3 separate regions of the Homo sapiens genome follow, and regions 2 and 3 are each linked to region 1. The links are chromatin contacts, found by Hi-C in ENCODE. All regions are on one chromosome and are shown on one strand. The core of a region is the stretch at or near the end of the contact, and the rest is flanking DNA. Distances in the headings are between cores, read along the strand shown. Region 1 holds the start of CDC25A (cell division cycle 25A). Region 2 holds the start of APEH (acylaminoacyl-peptide hydrolase). Region 3 holds the start of DAG1 (dystroglycan 1).

The links. Hi-C counts contacts between places; a loop is a spot of excess contacts on that map. Pooled maps may share reads with other maps.
Region 2: a pooled map shows a loop between it and region 1 (9-fold over the local background). The contact joins the promoter of APEH here to the promoter of CDC25A in region 1. A Hi-C loop is called at or near these places in 6 of 50 pooled maps.
Region 3: a loop to region 1 is called in a map of CD8-positive, alpha-beta T cell, with 20 times the contacts of the local background. The contact joins the promoter of DAG1 here to the promoter of CDC25A in region 1. A Hi-C loop is called at or near these places in 2 of 168 maps with a recorded cell type or tissue (CD8-positive, alpha-beta T cell and naive thymus-derived CD4-positive, alpha-beta T cell) and 6 of 50 pooled maps.

Annotation. Positions count from the first base shown.
Region 1 is chr3:48,185,608-48,190,742 of GRCh38, reverse strand. CDC25A (cell division cycle 25A) reads left to right here and starts at 2,326. Exons shown (of 15, transcript NM_001789.3): 1 at 2,326-2,965; 2 at 3,964-4,040. The coding sequence starts at 2,796. RefSeq lists a silencer at 2,660-2,869 and an enhancer at 2,613-3,241.
Region 2 is chr3:49,671,526-49,676,660 of GRCh38, reverse strand. APEH (acylaminoacyl-peptide hydrolase) reads right to left here and starts at 2,310. Exons shown (of 22, transcript NM_001640.4): 1 at 2,248-2,310; 2 at 2,040-2,172; 3 at 1,352-1,478; 4 at 874-967; 5 at 695-770; 6 at 442-605; 7 at 146-283; 8 at 1-52. The coding sequence starts at 2,259. It overlaps BSN (bassoon presynaptic cytomatrix protein), which reads right to left. Exons shown (of 12, transcript NM_003458.4): 12 at 5,112-5,135. RefSeq lists a silencer at 2,016-2,625.
Region 3 is chr3:49,469,017-49,474,151 of GRCh38, reverse strand. DAG1 (dystroglycan 1) reads right to left here and starts at 3,885. Exons shown (of 3, transcript NM_004393.6): 1 at 3,719-3,885. RefSeq lists a silencer at 3,467-4,206.

The DNA of each region.
Region 1 (5,135 bases), core at 1,077-3,576:
AAGGCCCCCACCTTGCTTCAGAATCTCCCAGACTTTTGAGACAGCCACCTCCTTTTTCCTCAGGCCTCCCCACTCTCCTCCACTGATCCACCCTAAAGCAAATCTGATCCGGTTATCACACACCCTCCACTGTCCACAGGATAAGGCCAAACTCTTCAGCAAACTCCAATCCTTTCAAGAACTGTCCCTCACAGCCAGTCCCATGTGCCCATTCTAGAACCGACTGGATCAACTCAGGAGTAGCTCCCGGCAAGTACGGCGTTCCTCCTCACCTCCTGGCTGCCGAGGGCCGTTTCCTTAGAAAGCACTTCCCACCAGCCCCAAGCTCCCCTTCTCCAGCAACCTTGACCTTTAGTTTTAATCTCCTTTAGGACGTGCCCCCCACCGTACTGCCTTCCCCAGTCCCCGCCCCTCCTCTAGGTGCCCACCATCCCTCCACAAACCACAGCTATTGTCATGGTAATAATTCCATTATTAGAAGGAGCTTTATGCTCAGCGGACCAGAGCTCCCTGAGAGCAGGGATTGTGGTATTATTTCAAGCACTGAATTTGTTCTAGTAATCCTTAAATAAACATATGTTGAATGAATGAATGCAGTAACAGGAATGTTGAGCCAAGTTTTGTTTTTGTTTTTTGAGACGGAGTCTCGCTCTGTTGCCCAGGCTGGAGTGCAGTGGCTCGGTCTTGGCTCACTGCAAGCTCCGCCTCCCGAGTTCAGCCATTCTTCTGCCTCAGCCTCCCGAGTAGCTGGGACTACAGGCGCCCGCCACCACGCCCGGTAATTTTTTGTATTTTTAGTAGAGCCGGGGTTTCACCATGTTAGCCAGGATGGTCTCGATCTCCTGACCCCGTGATCCGCCCGCCTCGGTCTCCCAAAGTGCTGGGATTACAGGCGTGAGCCACCGCTCCCGGCCTGTTGAGCCAAGTATTAAACCACATAAAACACAGGAGGAGAGGAAAGTATTCAGAGATACGACAGGGAGAACTATTTGAAACAGTGGGACCACAGACCATGTGAACTGTGCAGAGAGGCCTAAATAGCCTGGGGTTTCTGGAGGGAAGGGAGGTTCCTGGGTGGTGGAGCACTGGTGCACAGAAAAGGAGATGAATCCTGAGAGAGAGGTTCCTCACTGTGAAGGGTCTGGTGTTGGGGCCAAAGGTTTGGGGTTTCCACCTGTCCAGCATGGCTTTTCAAACTGTAGGGTTTTTTTTTTTTGAGTGGGGGGCAGGGGGTGTCTCACTTTGTTGCCCAGGCTGGTCTCAAATTCGTGGGCTCAGGCAATCCTCCCACCTCGCCCTCCCAAAGTGCTGGGATGATAGGCGTGAGCCACTAAGCCCAGCAGTAGGTTGCAATTAAATCATGCACTTATGGCCCTCAAAATCCGTCTAGGAGCTGCCACAGGTTCGGCGCTGTAAAAGTAAATATGCCCACTTAGAAAATGGGGATAATTCCTATGTCACAGAGTTGTAAAGATTAAATGAATTAATACAGATTAACACACTGGGAACAGTGTCAAGTGCATAAGCATTATGTAAACTTTAGCTATTATTTGCTATTATTGTGTTTGCTGTTATTTCTCTCTAGGAGCTCCCAGGGGGCTAAGAAGTGGTGGGAAAGAAAGAAATGATTCTAAGAGCATCCAATAAGGGCTAGAATGGAAGTGAGCAAAAAATGCTGAGGCCCACAGCACAGGTTGTACTGCGGGGTTCAAATCCCATGAGGCCAGCAGCACCCAGGGTCTGTGAGCCCTCCAGAGTTGGGCCCTGGTGGTCGAGTCCAGTCCTGGGGGTCATTGCATTCCCTCCCTCATTATAAAATGGGGCCTGGAGGCCCGGGGCGGAAGAAAGGGGTCCACAATACTGCACGGTTAGAGGCCGAGCCAAGGCTGGATCCGGCCAGACCTCCACAGGTCTTCCTTAGCCTCCACATTGCCTCAGAGTGTGGGGCGCCCGGCTGGGGGCGAGGTAGCGGAGGCCCAAAGGGGGCCGAAGCTAACTGGACGGCAGCTCGCGATGGGAACTACGCTTCCCAGCATGCGACGGGGCAAAGGGGCCTTTCAGCCGCGAGCAGCGCCTCGCAGGTTCTGCTGGGAGTTTTCATTGACCTCTGCTCCCCCTCTCATTTTGATCCCCGCTCTTCTGCTCTGGGCTCCGCCCCCTTCTGAGAGCCGATGACCTGGCAGAGTCCCGCGAGCCGCTTTCTTCTTCCCCTCTCATTGGCCCAGCCTAGCTGCCATTCGGTTGAGAGGAGGAGAAGTTGCTTACTGATTGGTGGATTCCGTTTGGCGCCAACTAGGAAAGGGGGGCGGGGCAGCAGCTGGCCCCACTGAGCCGCTATTACCGCGAAAGGCCGGCCTGGCTGCGACAGCCTGGGTAAGAGGTGTAGGTCGGCTTGGTTTTCTGCTACCCGGAGCTGGGCAAGCGGGTGGGAGAACAGCGAAGACAGCGTGAGCCTGGGCCGTTGCCTCGAGGCTCTCGCCCGGCTTCTCTTGCCGACCCGCCACGTTTGTTTGGATTTAATCTTCAGGTTGCCGGCGCCCGCCCGCCCGCTGGCCTCGCGGTGTGAGAGGGAAGCACCCGTGCCTGTGGCTGGTGGCTGGCGCCTGGAGGGTCCGCACACCCGCCCGGCCGCGCCGCTTGCCCGCGGCAGCCGCGTCCCTGAACCGCGGAGTCGTGTTTGTGTTTGACCCGCGGGCGCCGGTGGCGCGCGGCCGAGGCCGGTGTCGGCGGGGCGGGGCGGTCGCGGCGGAGGCAGAGGAAGAGGGAGCGGGAGCTCTGCGAGGCCGGGCGCCGCCATGGAACTGGGCCCGGAGCCCCCGCACCGCCGCCGCCTGCTCTTCGCCTGCAGCCCCCCTCCCGCGTCGCAGCCCGTCGTGAAGGCGCTATTTGGCGCTTCAGCCGCCGGGGGACTGTCGCCTGTCACCAACCTGACCGTCACTATGGACCAGCTGCAGGGTCTGGGCAGGTAAGGAGAGACCGGCGGGCGGTGCTCCGGGCCCCTGGCCTCGGTGTCGGCCTCGGAGAGATCAGGCCAGGAAACGGACCGGGAGAAGGGCGAGACCCGTCCGTCCGGGTTCGCCGCTCGGGGACAGCCGGGCTAGGGCCTGCCATGTGCACCCCCGCCCGGGCGGAATGTTGGGCGGGAGAGGCCGTCGGGACCTTCCAGGGGAAGAGGTGGAGATCCTTGGGCCTAAGCCCGAGCCAGGCCCACCTTCACCCCTTTCGGATTGCTCCGTACTCTCCTTCTATCTCTATCCCTGGAAGCTCTTTGGAATCTACCCCCGCGGGGAAAATCAGGCTCTTCTAGGCACTCACTTTCACCCTTTGCTAAACCATCCTCAGGATCTTCGTTTGCTGTGATCTTTGTTCCTTCTCAACAAAGGACCATGGCATTTTCTTTCCTGGCGTTTATGTAAAATCATCTCAGTCCCTCGCCCTGTGCACATTCCTGATGTCCACTCTGCTGCTTTCCTAAGGCCAGGTCTTTTTACCCAACTTTCAGAAAGCTTCCTGGGCTTTTCCTGATAGCAAAAAATGCATCCCACGGTGTTTCCCGCGGAAGAGCTACTTTCCCTTCAATCTCTGGCATCCCGTTTGCTAAGCACATGTCTTGTGCGTTTCCCAACTTCTGAAAAGCAGAAAGTGTCCTGTTCAACTTTCATCCCGACTCTGTCTCAGTACTTAGAACACATGCTTTTATTTTAGGAAATACCCCAACATTTGCCATAGCCATCATAACCTGCAATGTGGTCCAAGGCCATGCCCACCCACTCCTTTTTTCTCCTTTGCCCAAGTGCTAATTGGGTGTTCAGAGTGGCAAAGTGGGATCTTTGCCACTTGTGGTGTGGCCTAGAAATGGTTTCTGGCAGCCTGGCTGCTTCTTAATCTCATGGCCTATCTCCTGCATGTGACCTTTTAATTATATCCTATAAATCATTCATGGTTTATTTCTGTTGGTTTCAGTGATTATGAGCAACCACTGGAGGTGAAGAACAACAGTAATCTGCAGAGAATGGGCTCCTCCGAGTCAACAGATTCAGGTATTTAAGTCTGCTGTGTGGGGAGCAATACTCTGAATTTCCTGAAACATGCCTTTTCACCCAGGAGGTTAGTTTTGGTGAGAACTTGAGGAAGTCATGGCATTGGGTGATAAACTTTTTTTTTTTTTTTTTTGAGACAGAGTTTCGCTCTTGTCGCCCAGGCTGGAGTGCAATGGCATGATCTCAGCTCACTGTAACCTCCACCTCCCGGGTTCAAGTGATTCTCCTGCCTCAGCCTCCCGAGTAGCTGGGATTACAGGCATGCACCACCACACCCGGCTAATTTTGTATTTTTTAGTAGAGACAGGGTTTCTTCATGTTGGTCAGCCTGGTCTCGAATTCACAACCTCAGGTGATCCGCCTTCCTCGGCCTCCCAAAGTGCTGGGATTACAGCGTGAGCCACCGCGCCCGGTGATAAACATTATTGAGAACAATACAAAGGAGCCCTTGTGGCTGTTTATGAAGAAAGGAAATAGGTTTCAAATGTCTATAAGGAGGTGGTGTGTGCTTGCCCTTGAAGGATGGGTAGTAAAGTATAATTCACCATACCACTGTAAGTGGCATTCAGGCAATCTTACTGGTTAAAATACAGGATCAAATGATTGGAAGTACAGTGTCATGAAATCATTTCAGTGATGCTGCTATGGAGGAAATTGCCAGTGCATTTCATTCTTCATGAATTCATATTACTGCAGAGTTTATCTGTATTTGTACAGATAAGACCATTGGTGCAAAGATCCTTTAGGTTAAAGGAACTGCAAGAGCAAGTCTTAAAATGTAATGTAGGCTTCTGTATGTAGAATGTAATTTAATATAGAACTGGGGATAGGATTATCACTTGTAGCAGTGTGGTGAGCAAGGGCTGTAACACCTCACTTTCCATAAGGCTGTATAGACACATGAGCTATGGGTGGGTGGGTCTGCGTCATCTGAGCTGGCATATTAGTAATGCTGAACAGTGTCTCCTTCACCCTGCTGCCTTTTGTGAGATGGACACCTTGGTGTCATTTTGTTAAAGGCAGCAAGTGCTTGCCTTGCATGTCATGACCAGTAGTTGTATTTTTCTTTTTCATTTTGAGACAAGGTCTCAACTC
Region 2 (5,135 bases), core at 1,061-3,560, 1.5 Mb before region 1:
CATGCCACCAGCCCACAAACACCACACCAGCATCTCCAGGGGCCCAAAATGCCTGTAAACAGGATCAAAGGGCAGGAGTGAGCAAGGGGTGGTAGCTCAAGAAGGGTCCCAGACTCCAGGGGGGACACAGGCTGTTGCTGCTGACCTGTCCAGGGGACACATTCTCAGGGACCCCCTCAAGCACAGAGATGTTGCCACTCTCGACATCCAGCACGCAGAGCACAGGGATGCTTTTGGAAACCATGTTTTCTCCCCAGTCTTCATAAAACACAAACTGATCCCCCTGAGAACACAAGATACTCAATGCCCAGCCTGTCTATAGGACCTGCTCTGCTTCCTAAAAGCTAGTGCCTCCCCAGGTCTGACAGGCACAGTATGGGAAGGGAGCACACTGAGCCCCAGGGCTGCCCTGCCGGGCCTTCGTGGATTGACCACGAGCACCTTGATGGCTTGGTCTGGCTTCTTCAGCCTGGCTATCTCATCATCGCTGGCACTGACGTCCAAGGCTTTGGTCTGAAAGAAGGACTCGGCCTTGGGGCGCTTCTTCTCTGCCACATACAACAAGTGTGTCTCCGAGTGCGACCAGGACAGGCAGCCAAAGCAGTCTGGGTGCAGGGAGGGCCAATCAGGGGGGGCCCAGGGCTACGGCTACCCCTCCTGTCCACCCTGCCTGCTCACCAGCCAGATGCCTCACCATCCTCATAAACAGGCCCATGTTTCTCCAGCGCTGACAGGTTGAAGCTCTTGAGCTTCCGGTTCTTCTCCCAGACCTGAGGACATCTGGGCATTAGGCTGTTTGCCCGCTAACAGAGCCTTATCTGTGGGGCAGAGCCTCTCTCTTGTCACCCACTACCTGGTCCCATGCAGACTCACCTCCAGGAACTGCTTCTCTTCCCCAGGGCCCGTGCCTCCAGCCTTGCGCAGCACAGCTTTCATGGTGCCTGAAGGAGACTCTCTGCTCAGCAGTCTGTGGACATGGGGTAGCACAGGTCAGGATTATCTTGCAATAACCCCTTCCTGCTCCCTACTGGGCACACCTCTTAGGAGAGATTCTTGAGGCTCTGGCCCCACACCAGCTTCTGGAGCACCTCTAGCCCCACCTTGCCTTTCCTCCCTGAGGCAGAGACTCTACTCTCTGCAACTCCCCAGGCCACCATGGGCTCTAGTCCAGGCTGAGTTTGGAGCAAGCTTCCAGTGCTTATCAGGCCATGTCACCAGAAACTGAATGAGCTCCCAAGGGGGCAAGAACCTGGCTGCTGGCCTCCCTTCTAGGCACATGGTGAGCATTCATAAAAGGCTTGCATTGCGGACGGCTGTGGCCTTGCCCACAAGCTTCCTCCCTCAAACTTACTCCCCCCGGGTCTCCACACTGTTGCCTGCAGGTCCTGCAAACACCACTGAGTCCCCGTCATGGAACACCAGGTATTGGCGGCAGAATCGAATGTTCTCCATGCGTTCCAGGTCCCTCTGGGTCCACTCTGTGAGGGGAGGCATGAGACTGCTCACCTTGTCTTGGCTACTCCTGGCTACTGCCCCCAGCCCCACCTGACCCAGGAAGGCCTAGATCTATCTTCCCCAATCTCTCAATCTGTCTCCAGACACTGACACCCTGGCTGCAGGCTGGACAACACTTGGCCACAACCCTAGTCCAGGCCTCCAGAGCCTGAGCTGACAGCCTCTTTGAGAGAACCCCCTAGTAACCCCAGCATCCACCCTGGAATCTTGAGGGCAGCCTGGCATGTGTATGGGATGGCGTGTTGGTGGAGAGCCCTACAAGGTCCACGCCCTGAGCCCAGGTTTGACTTCTACCCCTACGCCGTCATCTCGTGCACTCATGGCCGCCATTCGATAACGCCCCGCACGCCCCCTCCCCCCCTCCACACACCTGTGTGCAGGGACCTGTGGGAGTGTAACCTCCAAGTCCAGGCCGGCTCCCTATATACCCTTACGCACTGTCAAGCAGCGAGCCCTCCACACCCCCTTCCTTCCCACCCCAGTGCGCGACCCCGTCGCCAGCCAGTTCCCCTTCGCACACACACCAGTGTGCACCGTCCGGTATTGGCCGCCGTACTGCGTGGTGACCTCCGGGCCCAGGCAGGCGGCGCTCAGCGCGGGCTGGCGGCTAAGGCCCCGATACAGAGCCGCCGCCTCCTCGGGCTCGCTCAGCAGCACCTGCGCAGGGGACACACCAGGGTCAGGCCCGGCCCGGGCTGCAGGGACCACGGGGACCGCGGGCCGAGCCCTCACCTGACGTTCCATAGTCTCCTCTCTGCCGCCGGGGCGAGGCGGGGCGTGCTCGCGCCCGGAAGTGAGGCTTCCGGGGGCGGAGCCTGGGACGGCCCGGGCTGTCTCCGCCCCTGCCCTGCGGCAATCTGTGAGGGGCGGGGCCTTCGGCTAATGGGTGAGGACCGTTGGCAGGGGGCGGGCCTTGACGGTGAGAGGACCCGGCCTGGGAGCGAGAAGTCCTGGGTGGGTGAGAGCAGGGGTCTCGCCAGGGGCGGACTAGCCAAGTGGGGGGCGGGGCCGTGGGCTGAGTCCTGGGCCTCTTACCGAGGGGCGAGGCGTTGGATCTCGGAGGAGAGGGGGCGGCCCTGTGGAAGCGGAACCCGGGAGCCCGGCTTCGGGGAGGGTAGAAGGGCCTACGAGAGAAGGGGTTGAGGGGGTGCTGCAAGGCGGAAGCAGCGCGGTCGGACGGGCATGGCCCAAGCACGCGAAGGGCGGGGCCCGAGGGGAATGGGACCAATGAGTCTTTGAGGATGAAGGGCAAGGCGGGCGGGTCCGGATTGGAGCCCTGCGAGGAATGTGGAGCCGGGAGCCTGTGAGCGTGAGCGTGAGCGTGAGCGTGAGCGTGAGCGTGAGGGTGAGGGTTGGGCGGGGCGGAGCCGGCCGCAGCGTGGATCTCCCGCGGCTCTGGGGCTGACTGTAGGGTTCCTTCGGGTCCACCACGAGGCCGACATTCACTACACAGTGCCAGGCCCTGCCCTGGAGGGAGTTCCACGCAGACGAAGAAGAGAAGGGCCAGGGTCCGGGCGGAGGGCGCGAAGCAAAGCCCTGGGGTGCGGGGCAGAGGGGCGGGTGCCAACTCTTAGGGTGCTGCCCGGACTTATCAGTCGCCAGGCCTGCCGCAAGAGCTATCTATCCCCGCAGCCTTTACCCAGCCTTCTCAGTGGCACCTTGTTGGGGACCGTGAGCTGGTGGGTCCCTGCCTTCCTCCCCAGGCCTCACCCTGAGCTCTTGGGTGTGAAAGGCCTGGTGGGCTCAGACTCCACCCAGGACCAGGGAGCTTCCTGTGGAAAAAACCTAGGCAGGCAGGTTCCCTGTGCACGTGGTACAGGATTGGCTGGGCTAAGGTGCCAACAGAGATCAGGAGAGGCTGGACAGTAAGGATGTTCCCTCCATATACCTGAGTCTGGCTGGTCTTCCACATTCAGGGCCCTGGCTCCCTGCTCCATGGCGTGCTTGTGATTGAGAGTCCACTTGTCTGGCCTGTAGCTTCCCCTTTCCCATCAGCCGCATCATTACTTACTCAAGATAACTAGTTAAGTAAAAAAAAAAAAAAAAAAAAAAAAAAAAGTCCCGGCCGGCCGGGCGCGGTGGCTCACGCCTGTAATCCCTGCACTTTGGAAGGCCGAGGCGGGCGGATCACGAGGTCAGGAGATCGAGACCATCCTGGCTAACACGGTGAAACCCTGTCTCTACTAAAAATACAAAAAATTAGCTGGGCATGGTGGCAGGCGCCTGTAGTCCCAGTTACTCGGGAGGCTGAGGCAGGAGAATGGTGTGAACCCGGGAGGCGGAGCTTGCAGTGAGCCGAGATCGCGCCACTGCACTCCATCCTGGGCGACAGCCAGAGTCCATCTTAAAAAAAAAAAAAAAAAAGTGCCAGGCGCGGTGGCTCACGCCTATAATCCTAGCACTTTGGGAGGCTGAGGCGGGTGGATCACCTGAGGCCAGGAGTTCGGGATCAGCTTGGCCAACATGGAGAAACCCTGTCTCTACTAAAAATACAAAAATTAGCCGGGCTGGGTGGCACGCGCCTGTAATCCCAGCTACTCGGGAGGCTGAGGCAGGAGAATCGCTTGAACCTGGGAAGTGGAGGTTGCAGTGAGCCGAGATCATGCCACTGCACTCCAGCCTGGGCAACAAGAGTGAAACTCCGTCTCAAGAAAAAAAAAAAAAAAGAGTCCCAACTTTCTGACGCCACTGCATTTGTCAGTATGTACAGGACTGTATCAAGGCCAGAAACAGGAGTAGAATGAGTGGCCCCAGCCACCAATTTGGGTGGAAAGATTGGAAAATAGGATGTTCATCAAGCATTGTTTATAATAGGAACACTGGGAACATAGTGCCTGTTCCTTAGATTGTGTGTGGTAGACTGGCTATGAACTAATGGTGTATCTCTCTGGAGGTTGAGCACTGGAAGACGAACATTTAAGTACCTGAAATAAACGTGGAAATAAACAGAAAGCTAGAAAACAGGATATATTGCACCTTCTGGCTTCTGTTTAAAATGAAGACTGGAACAACAAACAGGAAAGAAGGACACGCATCAAAATGTTAATTCTGGGGAGAGGGCCAGAGGTGAAGCTGGGATTCCTGTTTATCTGTGTTAAAAAAAAAAAAAAAAAAAAAAAAGGTCTAGCAACTCTGGGTGACTTCGGTAAGGAGGTACTCCTGACCATCTGAGGAAGGCCTAAGGTCTGGCAGCCGGTGAGAGTTTGGGGGTTGGAAAATTCGGAGCAAGGCAGAGAGGTGTAGGGCTTGTTGGCAGCACCAGGGGGCAGCACTTGTTCACTGCCTCCCTGGAACCAGGTCCCAGAAAGCTGTGTATGCAGCCAACACACCTGAAGGCCATGGAGGTGCTGTCCCTCAACAGCCTGCGCACTGACTGCCTGCTCCAGGTCCAAGCTTGGGACCTCCCCTTGGGCACCTTTGTGGAGGGCCCATTGTCTTTGGATGGCTTGGTGTGGACTCAGCCCCGTGCTGTGCCAGCACTTCTGCAACTTTGTCCATCCTTTTCCCTTTAACCATGGACAGGATTGTCGCAAATTTGGGGATTTGCTCCTTCAGCTAAGCCTTCCCACTTGAGAAACCATCCCAGAAACAGTCTGTAGGTTGTTTATATCAAGTCCTTT
Region 3 (5,135 bases), core at 2,636-5,135, 1.3 Mb before region 1:
ACCCAGGAGGCGGAGGTTGCAGTGAGCCGAGATCATACCACTGCACTCCAGCTTCGGCAACAGAGCAAGACTCGGTCTCAAAAAATATATACATATATTAGCCAGGAGTGATGGCGTGCGCCTGTGGTCCTAGCTACTCAGGATGCTGAGGTGGGAGGATTGCTTGAGCCAGGGAGGCTGGTCGAGGCTGCAGTGAGCCAAGATCCCACCACTGCACTCCAGCCTGGATAACAGAGTGAGACTCTGTCTCAGAAGAAAAAAAAAAAAAGGCCAGGCGCAGTGGCTCACGCCTGTAATCTCAACACTTTGGGAGGCTGACGCGGGCGGATCACCTGAGATCAAGAGTTCAAGATTAGGCTGGCCAACATGGTGAAACCCCATCTCTACTAAAAATGCAAAAAATTAGCCTGGCGTGGTGGCAAGTGCCTGTGATCCCAGCTACTCGGGAGGCTGAGGCAGGAGAATTGCTTGAACCTGGGAGGCGGAGGTTGCAGTGAGCCAAGATCACGCCACTTTATTCCAGCCTAGGTGATGTGACAGAGCAAGACTCCGTCTCAAAAAAAAAAAAGGAAGAAAAGAAATGAAATATGCTCTCAACTGCCTCCACAAGGATGAACACACATTGTCTCTCACGGGTTAAGATGCCTGCTGTGCGCAAGAGGAAATGCAGTACCCCAGGTTCAAGTAGGAGATAAAGTTTTGTGTTTTTTTTGTGTTTTTTTTTTGTTTTGAGACGGAGTCTCGCTCTGTCGCCCAGGCCGGACTGCAGTGGCGCTATCTCAGCTCACTGCAAGCTCCGCCTCCCGGGTTCACGCCATTCTCCTGCCTCAGCCTCCAGGAGAATGAGTAGCTGGGACTACAGGCGCCCGCCACCCCACCTGGCTAATTTTTTGTATTTTTAGTAGAGACAGGGTTTCACCGTGTTAGCCAGGATGGTCTTGATCTCCTGACCTCGTGATCCACCCGCCTCAGCCTCCCAAAGTGCTGGGATTACGGGCGTGAGCCACCGCGCCTGGCCAGTTGTTTTGTTTTATTTTTTATTTTTTTTGAGACCGAGTTTTGCTCTTGTCACCCAGGCTTTCAGCTCACTGCAACCTCCGCCTCCCGGGTTCAAGCGATTCTCCTGTCTCAGCCTCCCGAGTAGCTGCGATTAAAGGCGCCCGCCACCATGCCTGGCTAATTTTTGTATTTTTTAGTAGAGACGGGGTTTCACCATGTCGGCCAGGCTGGTCCTGAACTCCTGACCTCAGGTAATCCACCTGCCTCAGAATCCCAAAGTGCTGGGATTACAGGCGTGAGCCACCACGCCCTGCCTGGAGATAAAGTTGTTTTTTGTTTTGTTTTTGAGACGGAGTCTCGATCTGTGGCCCAGGCTGGAGTGCAGTGGCTCTATCTCAACTCACTGCAAGCTCCGCCTCCCGGGTTCACGCCATTCTCCTGCCTCAGCCTCCTGAGTAGCTGGGACTACAGGTGCCCACCACCACGCCCGGCTAATTTTTTGTATTTTTAGTAGAGAGGGGGTTTCACCGTGTTAGCCAGGATGATCTCGATCTCCTGACCTCGTGATCCGCCCGCCTCGGCCTCCCAAACTGCTGGGATTACAGGTGGGAGCCACCATGCCCGGCGATAAAGTTTTTAATAATCAAATGCCAGGCCTCCTTTCCTATGCATCGACGGCAGTCTAAGTGGTCCCTAAGTGGTCCCTCCAAATCCCACCATCCTCAACACTAACCAGACACAAGCAACTCTGTAGGTCACTATACCAGGTAGTCAACAAGGAATTTAAATCCTTGGTTATGCTTGGTCTTCTGGCCCATGCATTCCAGAATGTAGCTCCTCCCCCATCATGGCAGGACATCCCCTCTGTACTACCTTTTCAGTCTCTCTTTTCTGATGGCTCCTTCTCCCTCCCCACCTCTCCTCTGTTAGCTGACTTAACTGCCAGAGGTCCTGACCCCCTCCCTCTTCCTGCCACTCCACCAGCAATATCTTTCTAAACACAGGTCTGGGTCACACCACTCTACTGATTAAAAGGCTCCCCAGACTCCTGCACCCCGCATACAAAGTTGGAACTCCTGAGCACAAGGCAGGCCCAGAGCTCGCACCTGCCAAGCTGGAGGACTCCCAAGCACTATTTTAGGTGCTCATGTACATGTGGTTCCCTGTGTCCAGGCCTTGATGTCCCCCACTAATTCCTGCTGGCCCTGAAAACCACAGCTCAGGAATTCCCTCTCTCCTCAGGCTACTATGTGAGCACGCTTAGCGGGCAGACACTATTAATCATGGGTTCCCTGGTCCCCACTGCCCCCTAAACTGAATTCCTTAAGGGCAGAAGCAGACTCTTTTACATGGGTCCCTAGGATCTACCACAGAATTTGGCAGGTAGTGAATCAAAATATTTGTTCAAATGAATAAATGCATTTTGCAAAATCAATTTTTAAGAACAGTGAGGATTTGCACTGTGCCTCTTTTAACAAAAGCACATGTCAGCACAAGCTTTTATATCCCATAGGGTCTTCACATGATGGATCCAACTCCCTACTGAAATCTGATTTCTCCAAAATACAGGACACAGGCCATGAGCTCTTCTTCCTTAGTTCACAGCAAAAAAAACCCACAAAAGTTCAACTAAACTTCTCCATACTCAAACTATGGATTTTTATGCCTCCAAAATGTAGTACGGTTGAATTCTTTTTTAGAACAGGAACATTCCAAAATAATGTCTCTGAACTTAACTAAGCATAGAACCTGATAAAACTGCAATACCCCATCTACACCAGACTTTGCAAAACACCTGAAAGCACATCCAGCTCTTTATCTGGAATTATGTCCTATAAACACCACCTTCCCTTCACGGAGTCTGGCTTCTATGCCAGGAGTCACTTCTACTCGCTTATTTAGGGAAGCAGCAGGCTAGAATCTTAAGTTAGACTCTGCGCTATGAAGGTGCTGTCCCAGGCTCTTGCCTCAACCAGTCAAAACTTCATCGTCACCATTAAAACTAATTCTGAAGCAACTCGATTTACAAAAATAAGAACTTTTCAAGTTATAGAGATTAAAGGATGCATTTTAAGTTACCAGTTGAGTTTGTAGGAAACTAACTTAGAATTTATGGCAAAAAGATTCCAAGCCGAGACGACATTTTCTGTGGAGACACTATCCAAATACACTCGCAGGTGAACCAGGTCTGCCAAATACAAAGTGAAAAGGTAGTAAGTAAACAAGCTTCCAAAGGAGCTCAAGTAAGGATGACGGAACCCACCAAGGCTCTGAGCAGCTCTGACAGAGCAGTGGCGGCAGCGGTGCCCTTCCCTGCCTCTAGCGGGGCTCGACTCCCCACAGTCGGAATCCGGCCCAACTGGGCCACAACCCCTATTGGAAGCCAGGGAGGCGGCCCGCAGGCGGCTCACGACCGCGGCCAAGGCGCAGGCTCCACGTTCCCGGGAGCGCGGGCCGAGCTAAGGCCTGGCCCATCGCCGCGGCGCGCGGCCCGGGCCTTGCAGCCGAACGCTCCGAGCCTTTGCCTGCGGGACCCAGAGCAAAGGGGCGGCTCCGCCCGGGCGGCACCGCCTCCTCACCCACAAGGACGTCCGCGGCCGTGTCCCCGCCCCGGGCCGAACAGCGAGCAGCAGCAGGTGTTCCGCGGAAGGCTCAGCCGGCAGCAGGGATGGGGGCCCAAGCAGCCAGGCACAGCGGATAGGGCGGGCGGTGCACTCACCCAGCGCCGGCGGGAGGACCGCGGCAGGTGTTCGCTCCTCCTGGCCCCAGGACGCCGCCACCGCCGCTCCCCGGGGATTCGGCGCGAAGCTGCCGCCGCCGCCACCGCCAAGCCTAAGAGGCGCGAGCGCCGCGCCGCAGCCTTCGCGCGAGCACGTACCGGGCGGTGAGAGGGCGCTGAGCGCAAGGGCGGGGCGCGCGGCCGGAGCCTAGCAACCGCCTGACACGCGAGTGTTGCAGCCAATCCAGCGGCCAGCTCCGCGCGGCGCCGACTGGCTGTCCGCGCGCCGCCGGCTTCTGCCTGCGTCGGCCGCTCCGCAGCGCGCCGCACCCGCGCGCAAGCCCCGCCCCGGCCAGCACCTCTCTGCTCATTGGCTAGCCACTCCCCCGCCCTAAAAGTCACGCCCCATTATGGAAGCCTCGCCCCCACGGCCAGGGAAGTCCGTCCCGGGACACACCCCGGCGGTCGGTCCCGGTCACTCGGAGCCTTCAGAACCAGTAGTGTGGGGGAGGGGCTCCCCGCCCAACTTCAGGCCTTTGGGCCTCTAAGACTAATCAAGGGACAGTCAGGACTGCGAACTGGCCCAGCAACTGGCCACCCGTCGACTGCGTTCAGCCCTCCTTATTTCCTTCGAATGCAAATCAAGGGGTATTTCTAAGCCATGAGAACAATCAGGAAGCGTTCTCTCAATTGCAAAGGATGAAAGCCTTGCTGCCCGGCCCTTACACGGATGGGAGACTGAGGCCAGGGACAGGAGGAGCGGGAAGCTAGCTCATCTCCTAGAGCCTCGCCCACAGCAGGCTGGGGAGTCGGAAAGCGCCTCAGGCCTAACCCTCGTCCCCTCCCCCTGCCTGGAACACTGGAATCCGACGCCTGCTCTCCTGCCCAAAATAGCTCTAACTCGCAGGCGCTGGTCACTCACTCCTAGTGGCCTGCATTCTTTTGGTGGGGGAAGAAATAAGAGAGGGGGGTTGCTGCCTGGAACATTCAAGGGGAGGGTCCTAAGGTAGCTCTAGCTCTCCCCAGGACTTAACCTGCAGCCCCCCACCCCAAAAGCCCCAGACTTCACAGTTACTGAAACTGACAGTTACCGGATGGGTCTGGGAATGAGACCCGTGGTGGGCTCTGCTTCTCATCCCCACACCATGCGCAGGATGGGTCCATTCCCTCCTTGGCCTGTGGCCAGGCTGGAATTCCAGGCCTGCACTCTTGACAGCAAGCACATTCTGAACACAGAACTGGCTGCCACCAGCCATGGTTTCCTCCCTGGATCCCGGAGAGCTCTGGGGCTCCCTGGCTTTCCCTCCCTCCTCAGGAGCGTCTGGGAGATGCAAGTTGCAGAGATAAGAAAGGAATGCCCCATCTCCCAAAAACATACCTTTTTGCAATTATCTATACTTCAGTGTCTCGGCTCCAA